2 separate regions of the Homo sapiens genome follow, and region 2 is linked to region 1. Evidence: read pairs that join two places in POLR2A ChIA-PET (ENCODE). Cell type or tissue: GM12878. All regions are shown on one strand. Each heading gives the region's core, and the rest is flanking DNA. Links, peaks and the distances in the headings are about the cores only. Region 1 has its middle 31 kb from the start of BHLHE41. Region 2 overlaps LOC105369705 (a long non-coding RNA gene).

Region 1 (10,087 bases), core at 928-8,927:
TCTGCCTCCTGGGTTCAAACGATTCTCCTGCCTAGACCTCCTGAGTAGCTAAGACTACAGATGAATGCCACCATGCCCAGCTAATTTTTGTATTTTTAGTAGAGACAGGGTTTCACCATGCTGGCCAGGCTGGTCTCGAACTCCTGACCTCAAGTGATCTGCCCCCCTTGGCCTCCCAAAGTGCTGGGATTGCAGGCGTGAGCCACCATGCCCAGTCGACTTTGATTTTTTTAAATGCTCACTCACACTGCTGTGTTAGGAATAGGCTGAAGAAGGAAAGAGGGCTTCATGAGGCTCATAGGATAAGATGAAAGATAATAGTGGTTCTGACATGGGTGGTAGCAGTCAAGATAGTAGATAAGGGAGACTAGGGTGATAGCAGGCTATGAGTAAGGAAGAAAAATGGTTCAAGAACTACCAGAGACAAATTGTATCCTACAAAGGAAAAATTCACACACTCCACGTATATTGATATTGTTTATATTGAATATTGCTGCTTGCATAATTTTTCAAAGTGACTGACAGCATTTGATGTAAAGATAAGTTTGCCCTGGCTGTTACTGTAAAATAGCAGAGTGATTTCTCTTGAAACCTAACACACTGATGTTATTTGTGTGTTCAGATTGCAGTGATTACTTTGACCTGCAAAGAAAAAATGCAAATTGACTTTAAAAATAAATTGGAAGCCCATTTAAGAGCAAAAGGCCATTTGGAGGGACAGGGGTAAATGAGGAATATAAAATAAGTGTTCATTTGTACACAAGGGCATTTTCCTGTTTTCTTTATCTTGATCAAATATTAAATATCATAGACAGAGTCACCCTATGTTATTGGATTCTCGCTTTGAAAATAGAGTTCTACCTATCTCTTGTAGCCTGGACCAAACAGTGCAGTGCCTGCTCCAACCAGGACAGATCTGGTTCCAGCTTCTCACCCCTTCTCCACTCCCCAGACCTTTGTGCTGAAATTTCCCAGTCTTGCCCTCAGTGGCTGATAGTGCTTCAAGGAACAGGTTCACCCAGACCTGCAGAATCATCTACAAATGCTCATCAAGAGGCAGATGTCACAGCCAATCCCCTTCATGGTCCAGACTCTTACAGAGAGGATCCCTTCTCTAACAAGGGATCCTGATCAAGGGCCATCCATTCATTTACCCATTCAATGAATGGATACTGTCTCCCAGGCACTGGGCTTGGTACTCAGGATGCCACTCAGGGAGCATTTGCTGCCGCTCGAATGCTAGAGGTGGGCTTTTTGTTTTTATTTTTATTTTTTTTCATTCAGCCAACATCTGCCTCTTTGTAGGTCCTGCTTCCATTTGGGATTCTGTCCTCTGGAGACGAATATTAAAAAATCATACCTATTCCTGCATTCACACATCAGCCCTTCTGCCTTTGAAAACATAACCATTCTCATGAATGGGTGCAGATTGAATTCTACTTCTTAAAACATGAGCCACCCTGGAACAGCTTCTGCCATCATCCAGAAAGACAGAATCAGTGATGGCTCAGTGGGGCATCCCCCTTGCACTGTTCTACCTGCCCCACCTGTGGGATCTTCATCTGAGTGCACACAACCCATCTTTCCAGACCTCCAGGACACTATGGGCTCTCCTGATGTTCTTCTGGTGGCCAATCTTTAGTCTGGTCATGCTGCCTAGGCATCTTCCCTGCCTGTTCCAGTTTACTCGTTTTTCCCACCATTGTTTCTAGGGTATTAACCAAACTCCTGCCTGCATGACTAAATTAATTTGCTGGGCAGAGAGTTTGCCTTGGGGCCCCTCTGTGGCCTTAGATGACCCCTTCTTCTGCCCAGGACATGTCCCAGCAGGGTCACACCTCTCAGCCCTTCACCCTCTGTCAATCTGTCACAACCCATGGCTGGTTCTGCACTCCAGGCAGCTCCACCTCCTCTCCCCATCCAGCCTGGCCAGGGCTGAGTAGAGCCAGGCTCCAGCCATGGGCAGAGGTCCCTTTCCTGACCCCAGAGCTGGTCACATGGCTGCTGTGCCCATGAGGAGTCTTAATGAAAAGCAACAGGGCAAAGGAGAGCATGGCCTAACCTAGCTCCTGACCAGCTGTCTCTGCTGCTGTCAGTCGCATTGGAAGGTATCCTGACCCCAGATCTCCTCCTCTGTGCTTCTGAGCTTGACCACACAATGGGCTCTACTGGCAAGAGCAGGTAGCCAATGTCCTGCCCATGGTATGAGGCCAACCTTGTACTAGCATTCAGCTGAGACTCACAACACCTTGCTTTAAAGGAACCACTGTGTGCAGCTGGCAAGCCAGAGACTCTTAGACACAAAGCTAAAAGGGGTTCCAGGGGTCTGCTGCAGGAGCAGCCCTGCCCTGAGGCACCTCAGCTGTGTGTGTGCAGCAACCCTCTACCCAGCCTTCCCCAGCCAGGACTCATCTGCCTCTTCTGGTTTTCAAAAGAATTGCTGCAGACTATTCAGAGTCGACCAGCAAAATCAGAGGGACTTCCTGCAGATCCTGTAATGCAGGTGGTAGGAGTTCCCGTCACTCAGAGCCTGAGGTGCCATGACCAAGCAGTCAAGCCTTCTCAGTTCCTACCAGGTTGTTGTCTGGGGAGATGGATGTGGCTAGGAAGGTTGAGTCTGTTTACAGAACTTGGGCAGGCTAGGCCCCTACGCTGACATATTATGGGGAGGAAATGCCCATAGTGGGAAGTAAGGATTCACAAATTCAAATGAATCAGAAAGAAAGGAAAAGGAAAGAAGGGAGGAGGAAAGGAAGACAGAGAAAGAAAAGAAAGGAAGGAAGGATGGGAGGGAGGAAAAGAAAGAAAGAAGGAAGGAAAAAGGAAAAACAGAAAAAAAGAAAAATACATGATGAAGTGGGAAAGAGCTGAACAATGCATAGGAGTTAGCATTTAAGATCATCACATCAAGCTACATGAATTAATATCCTACTTGTGTCTTTTGAAATAATTAAAATCAACATATTTTCTGCCTCCTAAAACAAAACCTATTCGCCATTTCTAGTTGCCTTGGATTTGGTAATCTAAGGAAAAAAAAAAGACAAAAGTAATTGCTTCTTTATGATTACTTTACCACAGGTCATAAGGTAGATAATGAGATTTGTGGGGTTTTCCCTATAAAAATACTTTGAATCCTAAATAAAATGTTAAAAGGAGAAATGAGCACATTGCCCATCTGGAACCAAGAAATAGCTGATTTCTTCATAAAGAGGCCATATAATGGTCAAGACATTGATTTTTGTCCCATAGTTTAGGGTTGCCATAGTATCACTGAGTCACTTAAATCTAATCAAAAGCTGGGAAATATTAATTTTGTCAGAGCAGAATGAAGCAGGGGTATAGAATATAGCCATGAAGTGTCTAGACACAATTAACAGGAACTTCAAAGTCACCTTGACCATTATTTCTAGTGTTTTCAGCCTAGCGCAAAAGTCTGGGTATGTGTGAGAATTCTCCCAGATTTTTTTTTAAAAGAAGCAAAATTTAGTCATCTGAACATCCTGAGAGTGTCAGTGTGGCATTGATAATTGTGAGTACAGTATATCCAGTGTGAATTTTTGTAGGCCTGAGGATGAGTTGACCCAATTTAAATGGACCAAAGTTAATTCACTCCAATTTACTCAGAAATGCTTATGTATAAAACCAAGACTCCAGGGTCCAAGAATGAGAATGTATTTCCCAGTAGTCAGTTTACTTTATTAATGGTATAGAATTAGCCATCAAAGAACTGCCTTCCACATGATCATTGTATCCTAGACAGTTGCAAACAAAAGAACTTGCAGTAAAATCTGCAATCACTTAGTGAAGTCAGCAGCCGCTTTTGTTAATTATTAGCCAATACAAAGTTAAGGTGCTATGAATCTGCACCCGGAAAACCCTACCACAAACAAAACAGCACTAACAAGACGGAGCTGAATGCCATTCATCTGGAGACCAGAGTTGTTTTTACTAAACATGAAAAAACATCTGAAAAGAGCTACCTGTATAGAACAAAGTAAAGATCCCTGCTCTAAACCTTTTCCCCCAATACATGATACCTCAAATTTACCATTAGAAATGTATTTGTTTAAATGAAAATGGTACAGTGTTCCACACACTAGATTTGGAGTCAGACACCTGGATTCTAAAACTCAGGCACCACAGGCAAGTCCTCAAATGCTACGGGCCAGTTTCCTCATATGCAAAAGGGTGATACACAAACCTATGCTATAAGCCTCACAGGGTTGTTTTTCACGTCCAGCTATGTCTCGCTGTGTCCTCTACAGCAACCGTACTTCCTGCCAACCACCTTTACAGAGTGTGTCTTCCTGAGCTGCTCTCTATATTTGTCCCTTCTAAAAATCATTTTCTATGAAACTTCCGTCGCAGTCAGCAATGTGTCAATTGTCTGGAATCTTTCTTGTCATTGTCAGGGGTTTCTCCACATCACGTTTCACTGTCAGTGAACATTCCAGGCGATGACCAGTGGAAGAATCCGCGGGCCTTTCTGAGCTACTCGGTTGCTTTGTTTGTTACTCAGCCTTGATGAGGGACCTCTTCAGCCAAAGCAAAAACAGGTGGTGTGAGGCTAATTATCACTCTGTGGTCCTCCCTTTCTCATTTCCCCTTTTTGTCTTTCTAGTCATGCTTTATTTGCATCTTTACCCCACCATTCGAGGTAGATGCCATCTCTGCTCCCTCACACCCAGGCTTAGCACTTCCTTTCCCAAGTTCGAATGAAAATACTGTGGGCTTTCTAACGCTGCAGACAGCGGTTCTAATCCTGGCTCTGGTATTTGTGAGCTACGTGATTAACGGTGACTTCTCTGAACTTGTATCTCCTCATCTGTGTAAACGGAAGTCATGTCTACTTCACGGAGTTCTGGTGTGAACTAAAGGAGATTATATTTGTGCATCTTAATCACATAAGGTGGCCAAAAAATATTAATTTTCTTACTCCTTTAGATATGCTTTCTTCCTTTTGTTCTTTGTCATGTCTTACTTTCATTCTAAGATTCTTTACCATCAAAGTTCTTTGAACTTTTCTTTCTCAATCCCCTCCCAATCTTCTTCATCATCTTTTCTCAGCCCTTTGAGCAAGCACTTCAGCTGAATGGTTACACACAGGAGCTTTTGTCTGAGAGAGGTGAGATTCAGAACTCAGATCCTCTACCTGCCAGCTCTATCACAAGGAAACTTCTGACTTGCCCTGTTCACTGGGGCTAACAACAGGGCTCACCGCACAGGTTGCTGTGGTAACAATGCAATGGTACCTGGGAAAAGCTTAGCAAAGTGGGCTTCATGTGCAATAAGTGGCCATTAATGTTAGCTCTATTTTTTGTCCCCCTGATTCATTATTAAATCTTGCTCTTTCCTTCACATTTATCATGAATGATTTGCCTTCATGTTCTTCTAACTTCAAATTTCCTCTTTCAGATTAACTCTTCCTCTTTCCGCCAAATTACTCTCTGGCCTACACACATATTAACAAAACCAACCAGTGGTCATCAGTCTATTACTGAGGTGCCTAAAGACTCTTTTTTAAATGTTAATATACCTATTGCTTTTGAGGCTTTCAGGTTGTGTGCCATTACCATTTAAGGGTAACGTGAGGGTCACTTTTATGTTGTTGAAGGTTTGATGATCTTTCGCTCTTTTCCTCTGTCCACAACACCATCCCCTTCCATTTTCAGATACGTGCTCCCATCTTTGTCATCTGCGGCCCTCCTTTCTGTGTTGGTAATTGTTTCTTCTTTAATTTTCACCCTCTCATCTTCTAATTCACCTTTCCCTGATTAGTCTGGACAAGTAACTTTAACTTGTGATTCACTATTATTTCATTTACCCAATTTAAGAAGAAAGAGGTGTTACCCAATGGCCTTTCTGTATACCACGAATACACTAGTTGTAACTTTAAAAGCAGCCAACTGACAAGTTCTTCTCATTTGATATTCATAGAACATGGTTTTGCTTTTTTTCCCCTAAAAAGTCGATATTCAATAAAGAATAGATGTCCTCTAGTAGTCTGATAGAGATCTAGATATCACTCCTAATACAGTTTCCCATTATAAAAATTAATCTATCCTGAGCTCCACAGATTGTTTTCTCTGTCATTACACTGTCATGCCCAGCTTCCTCACCATACACTACCATCACCATCCCTCAAACCCTGGGCCCAAACCCCACTACTTTCTCATATAATTCTGGTCCAGGATCTGATGTGGCACCATGTTACTGGGCCCAATTCTACTCTGCCCTAGACCTCTCTGCCCCTTAATCTGCATTCTGATCATACACAAACAGAAAACACTCCAGAAGATTCATATTAACAATAATCGAATGTACAGTAGATACTGGGTTCTCAGCTGAAATGTTTACCTACTTATCTCAGTTAATCTTTATAGGTACCATTTTATTCCCATTTTATAAATTAGAAAGGTTAAGTAACTTCCCCAAAGTCCCTTAATTAGTCATTCCCTAAGTCATTTAACTAGTGCCAGAACCTGAAGCCACATTTGTCTGATTCCAAAGCCTGTCTCCTTTCTGCTTAGTGCCCCTTAAGAGGAATTGGTGAAGGAGGCAGGGAGGATCCCCCTGAAACTCTACAGAGTTTCACCAAGGCCCTGCTGCTAAGATTTCAGGTGTCATACTCTAATGCAGTGTTGATCTGAACATGGAAATCTATCTTGCATCTATAGGTTGTTGCTCAGTGCAAGGCTCTGAGCTAGGTACTCTGTGCAATGGTGAATAACACACATGGTCTGTCCTCAAAAAGCTCACTGTAGAGTAAAGCAGCTTGGTATTCCAGATCAACCGAGGGTGAGTTACAGAAAATCTTCATGAACCCTGTCATCTTTTGACATATCAGGGACCTAAATGAAAAGTGAAAAATATAGAAATGGGCCTTTTCATAGTACCTTTTTGAGCAACTGCTCGGGTTCAAGAGAAATATGCCCAAGATAAGGTTTTTGCCATAGGTTTTTTTGCACATATCTGCTCTAAATGTAACCACTACAAAAGCAAAGGATGAAAGTCTTTCTGAGGCTACTCCAAGTTTTTCCACAAGGGGTACCCCATGACTGAGTTCTTTCATTGAGCAGAACAAATGTTCAGAGGCACTGGACTTCCTTGCCTTTGGCTGCTTCAGGAATCGTAGCTCATAGTTCTGTTTCTGGGCTCATCCATCAGGAGGGACCATAAGGTACTAGTTCTCCCAACTTAGACTTTACTATGAGAGCTAAGCACACCCACAATATTCCTGATGATTGGGACCACTGGGATATCAGCTACTCAGCACTCAAGAAGGACCAGAACCCAGAATTCGTGGAAGACCTTGCAGACATGCAACAAGAGTCCAGAAGTTCCACCACCTACAAAAACGGTTGTGCCCTTCCAACCACACTGACTGCAAGCCTCTGTAATCACATTTTCTAAAAATAAACCAAGGCTCAGAATGGTGTCACCGCCAGTTCTTCTGTTTATTCATTATTCATTTATGCACACATTCATTCAAAAAATATTTAAGTACTTAGTGTGTGGCAGGCACTATTCTAGGTGATGGAACACAGCAGGGCATGAGTCATTCAAGGTCACTGCTCTCATGGAGCTCAAATTCCAGGAGAGGAGAAAGGAAATAAGAAAACAAATAGATAAAATACTCTTAGACAGTGATAGGTACTTTGAATACTCCAATAATAATGAAGATTATAATAATACTTCAATAAAAATGATGATGATAATATTAGCAGCGAAACTTACATAGATAGTGCTTAATAAGATCCAAGTAGGGTTCAAAGTGCTTTACATATATTAACTCGTTTGATCCTCACAACCCTATGAGAAATGTGTACTACAGCACTTCCATTTAACAAATGAGAAAACTGAGGTTTAGAGGCTAAGTAATTTGCCTGAGTTTCTGAGAACAAGGGAATATGACGGAGAGTGGTGATATGGGCAATGGGGCTTACTTTAGATAAAACAGGACAGACTTCTTTTAGGGGATGATACTTCAGCTAGAACCTGAACAATGAGAAGGAGCCAGCCTTGGAATGCTGTGGGGGAAGAGCACTCCTGGCAGAGGGAACAAGTGCTACGGCCCAGAGGCAGCTACACAACAGGTGTGTTTTAGGAAAATAAAGATGGCCAGCATGGCTGGAATGAAGTGCTAAGTCAGACAATGGCAAGATGAAGTTGGAAGGGAGGCTGCAGCCAGATAAGATAGGCCCTTACTGGGCATGGTAAGAGCTTGAGTCTTCTTCTAGGAACAACAGGAAGACGTTGAAGGGTTTAAGATGGGAAGTGATATGGTACATACATTTTAAAAATATGACTGCCTCCTGTGTGGAGAGTGGACTATGAGACACAGATAAGGAATGAACCAGGGAGAACAACTAGAGGCTATTGCAGGGATACAGGTGAGCAGTGAGGGTGATGAGAACAATTGTTGCAGTAGGGAAGTGGTCAAGATATGTTTTGGAGGTAGAGTCTGCATGATTGGCTGTTGGATTAAAATACAGTGATAAGGGAAAGAGAGATGGCATTTATAATTACTATGGTTTTACCCTGACATAGTGACTTCTAAGAGCCAGTTCTTAAATTTTCAGGAATTTTGCAAGACAGTTGCTAAACATAGCCATTATTAAAAATTAAATGTTATAAATTTATAATTAAATAAATTATATTAGGCAAAAGTAACGCATGCCTAAAACTTATCACTTCCTAATTGTTTTACTTATACTACATTTTTATTGTTATCTATGATCTTGAGGTTATTGATGGTTACATATCTGTTTGGTGGAAATATTACATAATGGTAAGCTGCTGCATATCTTTCCTGCAAGCAGTGGCCTCACATCGGTTGCTTTAAATTAGCCACGGTGGGAGTATTTACACCATGGAAAAGAGCAAATGTGACAGATCAGGGCTTCTTCACTTACTGTTTTGTTGATTGCCTAGAATGAAGAAAATGATGAGGGAAATGTCAATAATGCAGATTAGACTTAAAAGTGTATTGTCTTTGTAGTCACTGAATTATGAATAGCACAAAATATTGAGAAATTCTTCTTTCAGGATTCAAAAGTATTATCTGGTGTGACATCTCTTTCCCCTCCTTCTCTCTTTCAATCTAGGGACTAAGCATTATCCAAAAGCAATGGTTAAATTACCGCATTGGATGAGAAAAATTCTAGTTGCTTTGTTTTGTTTTTATTTTCTACCACGCAGGGGCACATGAGGAAGATTAGACCAGGTATGGACAAAATTTTAAGATATATTTTTTTTCTCCACATGTGGCATAGTGTGTTAGTAAATTCTGCAGCCCTGTTACAAAAAATTTGTACTAGATCCTCCTGGACCACGGTAACCTTTATGCATGCTGAGGGTCAGGTCTTGTCATGCATAGGTAAATTAGATCCTCTGCATGAGCTAAACTGCAAGCTCCATGGGGGCAGGGAGCTTTGTCTGTTTGTTCACTGATTTACTCCCAAGAACTCTGAATAGTGCCTGACACACACTAGGTATTTAGTGTTGAATGAATAAATGATTTGTTTTTCATTGCAATAGCAAAAAATGTATGTGAAAGGGTGCCTCAGAAAAGCTTAGGACCCAATTGAGGATTTTAAGGGGGCAGTTGTGCTGGGTAACAGCAAGAGAAAAATAACACAATGCATGTGATTTTTTTTTTATGGTTGAGAAGAGATCTAAATAGGGAAATAATGCCAGTTCTAATCTAAATATTTTGGAATGAACTGTAACTTCCTTCAGTTTCTCTCTAGCCTCTCCAAAAGGATTTAGCAATGTTTGGTGGTTTTGCCTGGGTATTTTAACAAAAGCTGATCTCATGCTGGCATTATAGCACAATTTTTTTTTTCCAAGAAAACCTGCTCAAAAGACTAACAGGGCACTCAAGAGTTCTCTGAGAGAAGGAACAGTCATAGAAATATTAAAATATAGACTTGCCCCTTTTTTTCCCTAAGTTCCACCCGAAAATCCCACCAAAATGTGCCATTCCAGTGTCTGAAAAGCAATGCAGAAGAATTTCTGTATCTCAAAAAATTCTGGAAATGATTGTTACAGCAAGTCATTTCTCAACCACTGTTCACACTGGCCG
Region 2 (10,087 bases), core at 1,350-9,349, 140 kb before region 1:
GTTTATATTTAACATTTAGAAATTTGCCAAACTGTTTTCCAAAGTTGCTGTACTATTTTGCAAGAGTGCCAGTTGTTCCAAATTCTCCAACAGTTGGAATTTTCAGTCCTTTTACTTTTAGCAATTATAATGGGTATACAATATTTCATGGTATTTATTTTCATTTCTCTGATGATTAATGATGTTGAAGATCTTTTCATGTGATTATTTGCCATTTAGCTCTTCTTTCATGAACTCTTTATTCACATTTTGCCTATTTTTGTTTTATCTTCTTACTGCTGAGTTGTAAGAGCTTTTACTATACTCTGGTTACAAGTTCTTTTCCAGATATGTGCATTGAAAATATTTTCTCCTGTTTGTGGCTTGTGTTTTATTTTCTTTTTTGAAGAACAGGTTTTAATTTTATATAAAGTCCAATTTATAATTTTTTGTAGCTAATAAAGTTAATATTTGTGTAAATCACGAAGTATAGATATCCATTTGTTTTTAAGACTCTAAATAGCTTAGTATTTATAATTGGTCATAGTTCAGATAATAACAAGCACAGGACAAAAGCCAACAAATGTGCATTTCAAAAGCTTAATTACAAAACAACATATCTTAAACCAAGAGTTTTGAGGTTTAGTAAATGGGTCACAGGTGCAAAGTAATCATTTTCTAAAGCAGAAGATGGCACGATATATCCATGTGTCCTATCCACATTGTTTTGCATTTAAAGCCTTGAGAAGGAGTCTTCTAGATGGTTTGCTTAGCATTTGTTTTTCCACCTGTTGACTCCTTCCCAGGAAGAGATTTGAAACACATGCTGCTCTAGTAATCTGCTTACATGTGACTAAGGCTGTAGGATAGCAAAGTAACTACAGGCTAACAAAAGTAATTTTGTTGATATTTATTTGAAAACGCAGATGAATGGCAGTTTTGAAAATAATGTAGAAACATGCAGAAAAGTGACCTTCTAACCCTGTTATGTTGGACAGAAGCATGGTGCTTCTCTACACCTTGCTAATGTATAGGCAGATTAGGGACAGACAGCGTAAGAGATTTCATAAACTCAGCTGGTCATGAACATCATCAGTCTGTGCCCTGGGTGTTAGAGGACCTATGTTTGAATTCATCTCACTTTGACTTTCAGTGAATAAATTACCCTTTCTGAGTATCTGTGTTTTACTTTGTAAAGTAGGGATGCTACCTTTGATGTTTGTTGTAATCACTAAATGATATAACACATGAGGAAACATCTAATACATGGCCTTGTCTTATCTGCAGAGGGTAAATACTCGATAGATGTTTGTTGAATCTGAATAAGTTGGATGTTCAAGGTTGTTATTTAAACCAGAATATTCTATTAAAGCTACCACAGGCTGTTAGTACCTTATCTCAAGGTAGCCTTTCAGACTTCTCTGTTACCTGGCCAGGATCCTCTGGGAATGTACTACCAGATAGTCACTTTTGAGCAGGAAAAAAAAAGTCCTATCAAAAAATGAAGAAGAAAATATCAGACATAAGGTATTTCCCAAAGTGGTTTTCATCTCTTGGTGGGGTTTCACCTCTGGAGTAGGTTTCACACTAGGCTTCACACTTGGGCAGGCAGAGTAGATTATTTTGGCTGGGTGACCTTGGAGGGAGAGAAAAAAAAGCCATAAGGGAAACATTAATGAGAAAGAAGCAGAATGCAAGGTCAGAAAGTCAATGTTTTCTTATTTCACATTTAGCCCTTATCTTAGATCATTAATGTTTCAACAGATTTTTCCACGTCACAGCTGGAAGACCTAACATTCTGCTGGATACTATAGACAATTCAGAAACCAGTGTCTATTCTCTGCAAAGAGTAAGCCAGATAGATATAAAATAGTGATTCAGGACCAAAATGATTGACAGACCATGAGCATTTTAGAGTTCAAAAGGAAGCGATATGGAGAATGGGGCTGCCCATGAAGGGCTTCAAAACAAGGGTTAGAAATATGATAGATGTGCTCTCAGGGATGGTGAAGGGGAAGGATTAAACCTGGAAGGACACAAAGGAAACAAGTTTTCCCTGGGTCTTTAGGCCTTCATAAGTCTCTGTTCTAGTGTTACTCTACCGCTGTTACCCTTCTTGCTCTAATAAGTTGCTTTCTCCAAAACAAAATGGGTAAACTTGACATTCAACATTATGCTCCACTCTGATATCTCCAGCTATCATGTGGGTTCTTAAACTTAAAAAAAAAGTGCTATATTATTTTTCAAGTTCTCCTTTCCCCTACAGCCCTGGCATGAGTAACTGGGTGTGTGGGGCTGGAGGTAAGATTGAAGGGGTGAATAGGCATGACATGATTTCAGCAACAAAGACTTCGCTTCACTGAAAATTGTGTCTCTCCTGTGACACTGACCCTGTGCTTTCGATAAAGTTTATGGGTTTGTCTTCCAAAACTGATCATTTACCAGAGCCTCTCTCATCTCCAAATCCATAAACACATTGAAACTTTAAGATTGGACTCCACTTAGACTAATAACCTAGACCTCCTAACCCACAGGACTTCTAATAAGTAGCACATCAGCTCCTTCAATATCTACCTAGTGGGATCAAAGTAGAGGTTGTAGTGGAGCCATTGTGGGAACATAGTGGGGGTGGGGAATAAAAACACAGGCTTGTATCATCTGAAAAGACTAAGCCCAAAGAAGGAATGGAGGAAAAAAGAGAGTGTGAACATGAAGGAAGGTTCACTAAAGATACAGACAAAAAGAGCATTTTTAAGACAAGAGAATGAAATCTTACTGTTGGCAATACCCGTTCCTCATAGACAGGCTCTATCAATTTGCCCACTTTAGGGTAGCATTTGGTTGACTAGCCCCTCGTCTATGCAATACTTTCTTGTTGCTGGTATAAATCACTACTCTGGGTATATTATCTTTTGTTAGTTTCCATCCCCACTGTAGAACCTGAGGGGACAGATAGAGAACAGCAGCATAGGTAATGGTGTAGAGTTGAGATTAACCATGGCTTTGGTTGAGAGATCAGGTTTATCAATGTGGAAGACTCATGGGGAGAAACAATGGAAGACTCATTCATTAAGCTGATACTTGCAAAGCCCTCACTCTGTGGTAATACTACATGGAAAGACAGATAATAGAGAGAAAAAACTGAAGACACTGAAAAGTCAAAAAGAAGATAGAAGTGAATACATTTCCCTCTGGATCTAGGTAGTAAAGATGAAAGTATACATGTTAAGGAGGCCAGGTGCGGTGGCTCATGCCTGTAATCCCAGCACTTTGGGAGGCCGAGGTGGGTGGATCACGAGGTCAGGAGATCAAGACCATCCTGGCTAACAAGGTGAAACCCCGTCTCTACTAAAAATACAAAAAATTAGCCAGGCATGGTGGCGGGCACCTGTAGTCCCAGCTACTCGGGAGGCTGAGGCAGGAGAATGGCATGAGCCCAGGAGGTGGAGCTTGCAGTGAGCCAAGATTACACCACCACACTCCAACCTGTGTGAGAGAGCGAGACTCCATCTCAAAAAAAAAAAAAAATTGTATACATATTAAGGAATAAGTAATCTCAGGCAAACACTGGAGAGTCATTCATGAAAACTTGTACTGAGAATTCACTACCTGTCAAGCAGCTTTCTATGAGCTACAGAGGGGCTGTGCGATGAAGGAGAGGGGAGTGGGAGACAACAAGGAGTAAAATATAAAACCGACAGTCAAAGGGTTAAAAGCCTATGGGAGAATCAGATAAATAAATAAGAAAGTACCCTAAAACTTAAAGTATAATAATAATAATAAATAAATAAATTAAAGAAAAAAAAGTGAGTAAGGCTGACTTAGCTCCTGAGAGCTGGGAATTCAGAGACACTAAAGTCCTGGTATTCTAAAAAATAAAGTGATCCCTCTTGCTTCCAAAAAAAAAAAAAAAGAAAATAAAAAAGAAAAGTATAATGTTCCAAATGCCGTAGTAAAAATATATAAATCCACCCAGAATTCCCCTTCCCATTTCCCCCCAATCAGGGTCCTGATGTTGGCATGAGACCTGCTTTGGCTGAAAGTTTAACCACCTTTGAAGTTCAGTCCTCAGATTATCAGGCTGGGCTCTGTCTCTTCTTGCAGCTTCAGGAGATGAGGACTTCTGCATGAAAACAACAAAACCACTGGCTCTTCCACTTAGCATTCAATTATCTGTTACTCAGATATTTGTTGTGTTTCTGCAGGGCATCAATGGCCTTAGCAATCAGTATTGAGGAATATCATTATCCTTTTAGCTATAATTTCCTTTGTATGCCTCAGAAACCTGATACATCATACCCTCTAGAGCATTCTTTGCTATCAGTACACCTTCCCAGTTCACCACCAGTAAAAGTTTAACCATCAGATCAACACACTGGGCCAGGGGCTATCTGTGATCCACCTTCCACCAGCAATGGTATCCAGTACCCTCACTGCCAGCTGGAAATGAAACTCTAACTTACTGTGTATTTCCTAGGACTACTCTTAGATTGGGTTCTCTAGAAGGAGACACTAAGACACATTTTGGGGTCAAGCCACATATTATGGATGAACACGCATAAAGGAAGAACAAAGAAACAGGATTAAACAGAGAAAGCTGAAGATGACAGGTAGCTCAAGGGCTAAGATTCCAAGTCAACAATCCTGCAGTGGCTGAAACAACCAGGCCTTTAGACCCACTTTTCTCTGGCATGGATGTAGACCACTCCTGCAAGGATGCAAGGCAAGGCAACTGAGGCAGACCCTGAAGAAGATGACAGCTGGACAATATCAGCTGATCACACTGTCCACAATTGGGTGGCAGGTCATTCCTTGAAGGGGGATCTGGACAACGTACCATAGGCCTGAGCTAAGACAGAACGCAATCAGGAGATGATAGTTGATAGACAGACAGATTGACAAATGGATATAGAGATGTGTGTATGCATATATATATACACACACATATGTATACTTGCAGACCAGAGAGAAGAGGAAGGAGGAGGGGGAGAAGGAGAAAAGAAATTATGGAATAACATTAATATTACTTATAAATCTAGAAGATTAATTTGCAAAGATCAAGGATTATGTGGCTGGATATTTGAAGAAAACAAAGTATTTGGACATACTGGCCAGGAGAAATGTTTTAAGCCTTCTGACAGAATTTTAAAATCTCCCTAATGTTGCAGATCAGTTGGACTTTATAGTGTAAATTTACAGAAGGCCAGTCCCATAAGATTTTGGTCTTTATCTCACAGCCTCATATTGTCAAAGGCAGGTCCAGAGAACATAGTGGGTGCACACCATGGTTTGGGGGTGGCATGATAGATGTGGCTAAGTGCCAAATGGATAAATGTGTCTAGGATGATGGGGACATTGTTGTAATTGCTGACCACGGACTTTAAGTTGAATGGGGCATTGAATGGAGTCAGAAGGGCTCCTATGTCCTGGTGTGACAGAAAGAAATGATAAGTGATTTAATCTAGCAGAAGGGTAGAAGAGGATTTTTAGTTCTTATGAGTGAGTGGAAGAGAGAACAGATGGGGAGGTTTCAAGAGAAAGATGAAAGGACAAATTTGAGATCTTGATTGGGACATCTCCCATGAAAAGACCCAGGATAAAGCTATGCAGGTGGAAAGTTGGTATAGATCCGAGATGAAAGCTGTTAAAATTACATAAGGCAAGAGAATGTGAGGAATGTCACCATCATTGTCATCAAGATGCTTTTAGTAAAGCCTGGAATAATCAGATTTGAATTTCAGGTTCTGCACAGAGCAAGGTAGTAGATGCTATATCTGGCCACTAGGAATTTACAATCTGCCCCCTCTGGGAGGAGATGAAAACCAGTCTCCCCATTCCTGGAAAAAAGACCTCACTTGTTTTTTGCAAACTGAGAGGAACCAGGAAAACATTTTGGTTACAAGTATTAGCCTAAAATGCTAAAATATGTTGAAACCTACTTTGGCGGACTGAGGGACAGAACACATTTTTAAAAACAGACGTCGAATGGCTTCTTCCTCTTTCACTTTCTGCCACAGTGTCTGCTAGGCAAGGAAAATGACTCATTAATAAATTTAGCCCTGGAGGCCTGACTCAGACTCATTCAGAAACCTCTTAACAACCACCTCACCCAATCTTACTCTACTTTAGCTAATGATATTCTCCAGCTTAGGCTGTCAGAATTATGCCTTACACATGGGTAATGGGTTTTATAGCTTGTACTAGAAGTACGCTAATAGTATGAATTCACATTTTAGTGATGTTAAAGCTGAATGAAGTGAATCACCTTAGGCTAAACATCGAAGAGAAGATGAGATCATACTTCTTATCCCCAAAATAGCAAGTGTCCACAGCAAAGCACTTAGCTCTAGAGCAGACACTCCAGTTGATAGGTTAAGGTCTGAACCCAGTGACCTCACAGAAATAACTACTACCAAATTTGAAGAAGTGGTAGCAGCTCTTTTAATGAGCAATTGAAGGGTAGAAATCATTTCTTATGAAATTTTGTATTTTCTGTTCCTAGCACAGAACTTGGTAATAGATATTCAAAGCAGATGTTTGTTAAATGATTGAATAAATGAAGTATCTTAAATAACAATTTTTTGGTGATCACTGTCATCCCAGAGAGGAAATAAGAAAATGCACACTTTCTAGTTAAGGCAAACTGTGCAGTTCTCAACAGTGAACTGTGCTCAGATCTAAGTATCAAGGATAAAGAAATCTATTGCATTGCAGCTCTTCAGTATCCTTGATCTTATTCTTTTGATTAGTGTTGATGCTAATATCCATGTAGTTTCTGGAGCAGAGGTAGGGGAGGAGCTCAACAGGATTTCAAACAGACCTCCAGCTTCCTGGCTTGGGCTCCCCAAAGCTTCAACTTTTTATATTTATCATCGAAATCTCAGAAGTTTCTATGGCATCCTCTGTGGTGTTAGTCCAGGTAGAGAATCATTGTGTATCATTGAGAAGTCAAATCCAACCAATTCATATTTACTGGCACATCTATAAGAAAGTAATTGAAGAGTTACAAGGTATAGGCTTTGCCTCACGTGTTTTAATCTACCTGGGAGGAACAGATATGAAAAATATGAAAAGATGACAATAAAAGCTGTTAATAGCAATTCAAGCTAATAAATACTTGTCACAGGGCAACATATGACATTCATCTCCCCTTTTCTTGATTCCTACCAGACCCCAACTTTATTAAAGTATCCACTCCTCCTAGGTGATGTGGGGGAGGTTCAGGTGTAGGTCCTAATTAGTATAAGACTTAGCATGTTCATTCTGATTGAGCCAACATTGGTGACATGCCCACTGCTGGACCAGTAACGGTTGCAATGCTACTGCCAGCAATGGGCATGCGACTGATGTTGGCTCAATCAGACTGAAAGGAGAGACTGAGTCACTGCCTGGGGAGAGAGTTCCTGCTCTCTGCCACTAGGTATAAACAAAGAAGTATGTTGCCCTAGCTGCTTTTGACAGCCATCTTATGCCCATGAAGAAAGCAGACATAGGATGGCAGTGTGGAGAAAACATGGAGCATGTCCTAACTCAAATCAACCTCGGAGCATGTCCTAACTCAGAGCTCTTGCTGTGCGAGATAATAAATTTCCCTTCTTGCTTAAGGTGGTTTGGTGGGGGATTTGTTTCCAGTAGGATCTTGAGGAGACAATGACCAATTGCCAAATGCGTGGGCAGATAATAATTACTGTGAGAGTCCAGAATGAGAAGAGTTCACATCAGGCTAGAGTGGTCAGGACAGCATTCAGAGAAACAGACGCGTTAAGAATGAATAGGGTTTGTACAGAGGAAGCGGCAGGAGAAAAGCATTCCAGTCAAAAATCAGAAGATGGAGGGAGTTTTAGGAGCAGAAAAGGAGTAGGGAGTGCAGAGCTGGGAAGGCAGTGTCAGAAAAGACCTTGAACTCTTACCACATGAAAGTACCTGGAACCTTTCTATTTAGGCAGGAAGGCTTTAGGGGATCAAATTTTAACATGAGGTTTGAGGGGACAAACACCCAAACTTCAGCAATGGCTATACCCCATGGTTAGCACTGAGGTTGTTTTAAGGGAAGTCAAATAAGAGGTTGATATATATGCTATACAAAGAGCTGTTTGAAGTTGACAAGAAAAATGCAAGCAACCCAATAGAAAAATGGAGTAAATGGTTAACCATCATGAAAGGGTGCTTGAATTCCCTAAAATTATGGAGCTGCAAATTAAAGAATCAGTGAGGCCGGGCATGGTGGCTCACGCCTGTAATCCCAGCACTTTGGGAGGCTGAGGAGGGCAGATCACAAGGTCAAGAGATCAAGACCATTCTGGCCAACATGGTGAAACCCCGTCTCTATTAAAAATACAAAAATTAGCTGAGCGTGGTGGTGCACGCCTGTAGTCCCAGCTACTCAGGAGGCTGAGGCAGGAGAATTGTTTGAACCCGGGGGGCAGAGGTTGCAGTGAGCCGAGATCGTGGCACTGTACTCCAGCTTGGCAACAGAGCAAGACTCCATCTAAAAAAAAAAAAAAAAAAAAAAAATTAGTGAAATGTCAATTTCTATGGCAAAAGTTAAAAAGAACTCTACTACCTAGTATTGGTGAGCATGTAGGGAAAACTGTACTTTTATATATTACTGGAGAAAATATGAAGACTTACTTGCAGCCTTATTTAGTGGAGGCAAAATGACAACGTTTCTTAAAATTAAAAATACATATAGCCTTCACGCCAACCATCCACCTCGGTTTTAATGTTATAGAAATCAAACAGCAATACAACAAGACATAAGTACACAGATATATATTGCAATGCTGCCTGTATGAGGGGGAAGAAATGGGGAAAAAAGAGAAAACTCTTCAAAAGAAGAGAGACTGAATAAATTACAGAATATTATACGCCATCACAGTCATTTGGTGCTGTTGTCAGTTGACATGGAAAGATTTACATGGGGAATAATGATGGCTTAGATTTGTCTAGTGCTTACTGGGTGATAGGTGTGATTTCAAGTTCTTTACATATATAGGCATACCTCATCTTATTGCACACCACTTTACTTGCTTCACAAGTACCACATTTTCCCAAGTGGAAGATGTGTGGCAGCCCTGCATGGAGCAAGTCTATCAGCACCATTTTTCCAGCCATGTGCTCACTTCCTGTCTCTGTGTCATATTTTGGTAATTCTCACAATATTTCAAACTTTTCATTATTATTATATTTGTTATGGTGATCTGTGATCTATGATTTTTTTAAAAAAAATTTTTACTATTGCAGTTGTTTTGGGGCATCACAAACTGGACCCATTTAAGACAGCAAACTTAATAAATGTTGTGTGTGTTCTGCCTACTCCACCAACCGGCTGTTCTCCCATTTCTCTACCTTTCCCTCTATTCCCTGAGACACAAAAATATTGAAATTAGGTCAATTAATGACCCTGCAATGGCCTCTAGCTGTTAAAGTGAAAGGAAGAGTCACACATCTCTTACTTTAAATCAAAACCAGAAACAACGAAATTTGGTGAGGAAAGCATGTCAAAAATCAAGATGGGTCAAAAGCTAGGCTTCTTATATCAAACATTTAGCCAATATGTGAATGCAGAAGAAAGGTTCTTGAAGGAAATTAAAAGTGCTACTCCAGCGAACACACAAATTATGATAAATTGAAACAGCCCTATTGCTGATATGGAGAATATTGGAGTGGTCTGGAGAGAAGATCAAAGCAGCCACAACGTTCCTTTAAACCAAAGCCTAATCCAGAGCAAGGCCCTAACTCACTTCAATTCTGTGAAGGCTGAGAAGAATGAGGAAGCTACAGAAGAAAACGTTGAATTTTGCAGAGGTTTGCTCATGAGGTTTAAGGAAAGAAGCCCTCTCCATAAACTCACAGAGCCCAGAGTTATAGGGACAAGAAGCAGAGGTCTCCCAAGTGGGTCACTGGGAGTGATGGGAAGCAAGGCCATTCTTACAGCCACACTGTGTTTCCCAGATCCATTTATTCTACCTACTGGGGCCACAGCACAATACGATGGTCATTGATTTATGGCTGCTATTCTTAGCAAGGATTCTCCAAGATGATTAATCCCGAATGCCCTAAGGCATCCACTCTACAAAACGGATTAACTTTCTGCCTAAGAGTCTAG

The links. ChIA-PET counts read pairs that join two places held together with the same protein. Peaks named below come from ENCODE experiments on the same cell type or tissue, not always from the same donor. Only the 100,000 strongest peaks of a DNase experiment are listed, where the experiment ranks them.
Region 2: POLR2A ChIA-PET joins it to region 1 with 23 read pairs; 2 of 35 experiments call an interaction of 5 or more read pairs at or near these places.

The regions. Positions count from the first base shown.
Region 1 is chr12:26,150,956-26,161,042 of GRCh38, reverse strand. It overlaps a transcript of SSPN not described here. Among named protein-coding and RNA genes, the nearest start is that of BHLHE41, 31 kb to the right of the region's middle. In GM12878, for the core only: no CTCF peak of the experiment used is centred there; a DNase peak (open chromatin) is centred at 4,642; H3K4me3 peaks cover 1,336 bases; H3K27ac peaks cover 2,461 bases.
Region 2 is chr12:26,295,138-26,305,224 of GRCh38, reverse strand. It overlaps LOC105369705 (a long non-coding RNA gene), which reads right to left. Exons shown (of 6, transcript XR_007063249.1): 3 at 6,800-6,960; 4 at 4,032-4,102; 5 at 1,372-1,615. Among named protein-coding and RNA genes, the nearest start is that of ITPR2-AS2, 19 kb to the left of the region's middle. In GM12878, for the core only: no CTCF peak of the experiment used is centred there; DNase peaks (open chromatin) are centred at 5,705 and 6,064; H3K4me3 peaks cover 297 bases; H3K27ac peaks cover 597 bases.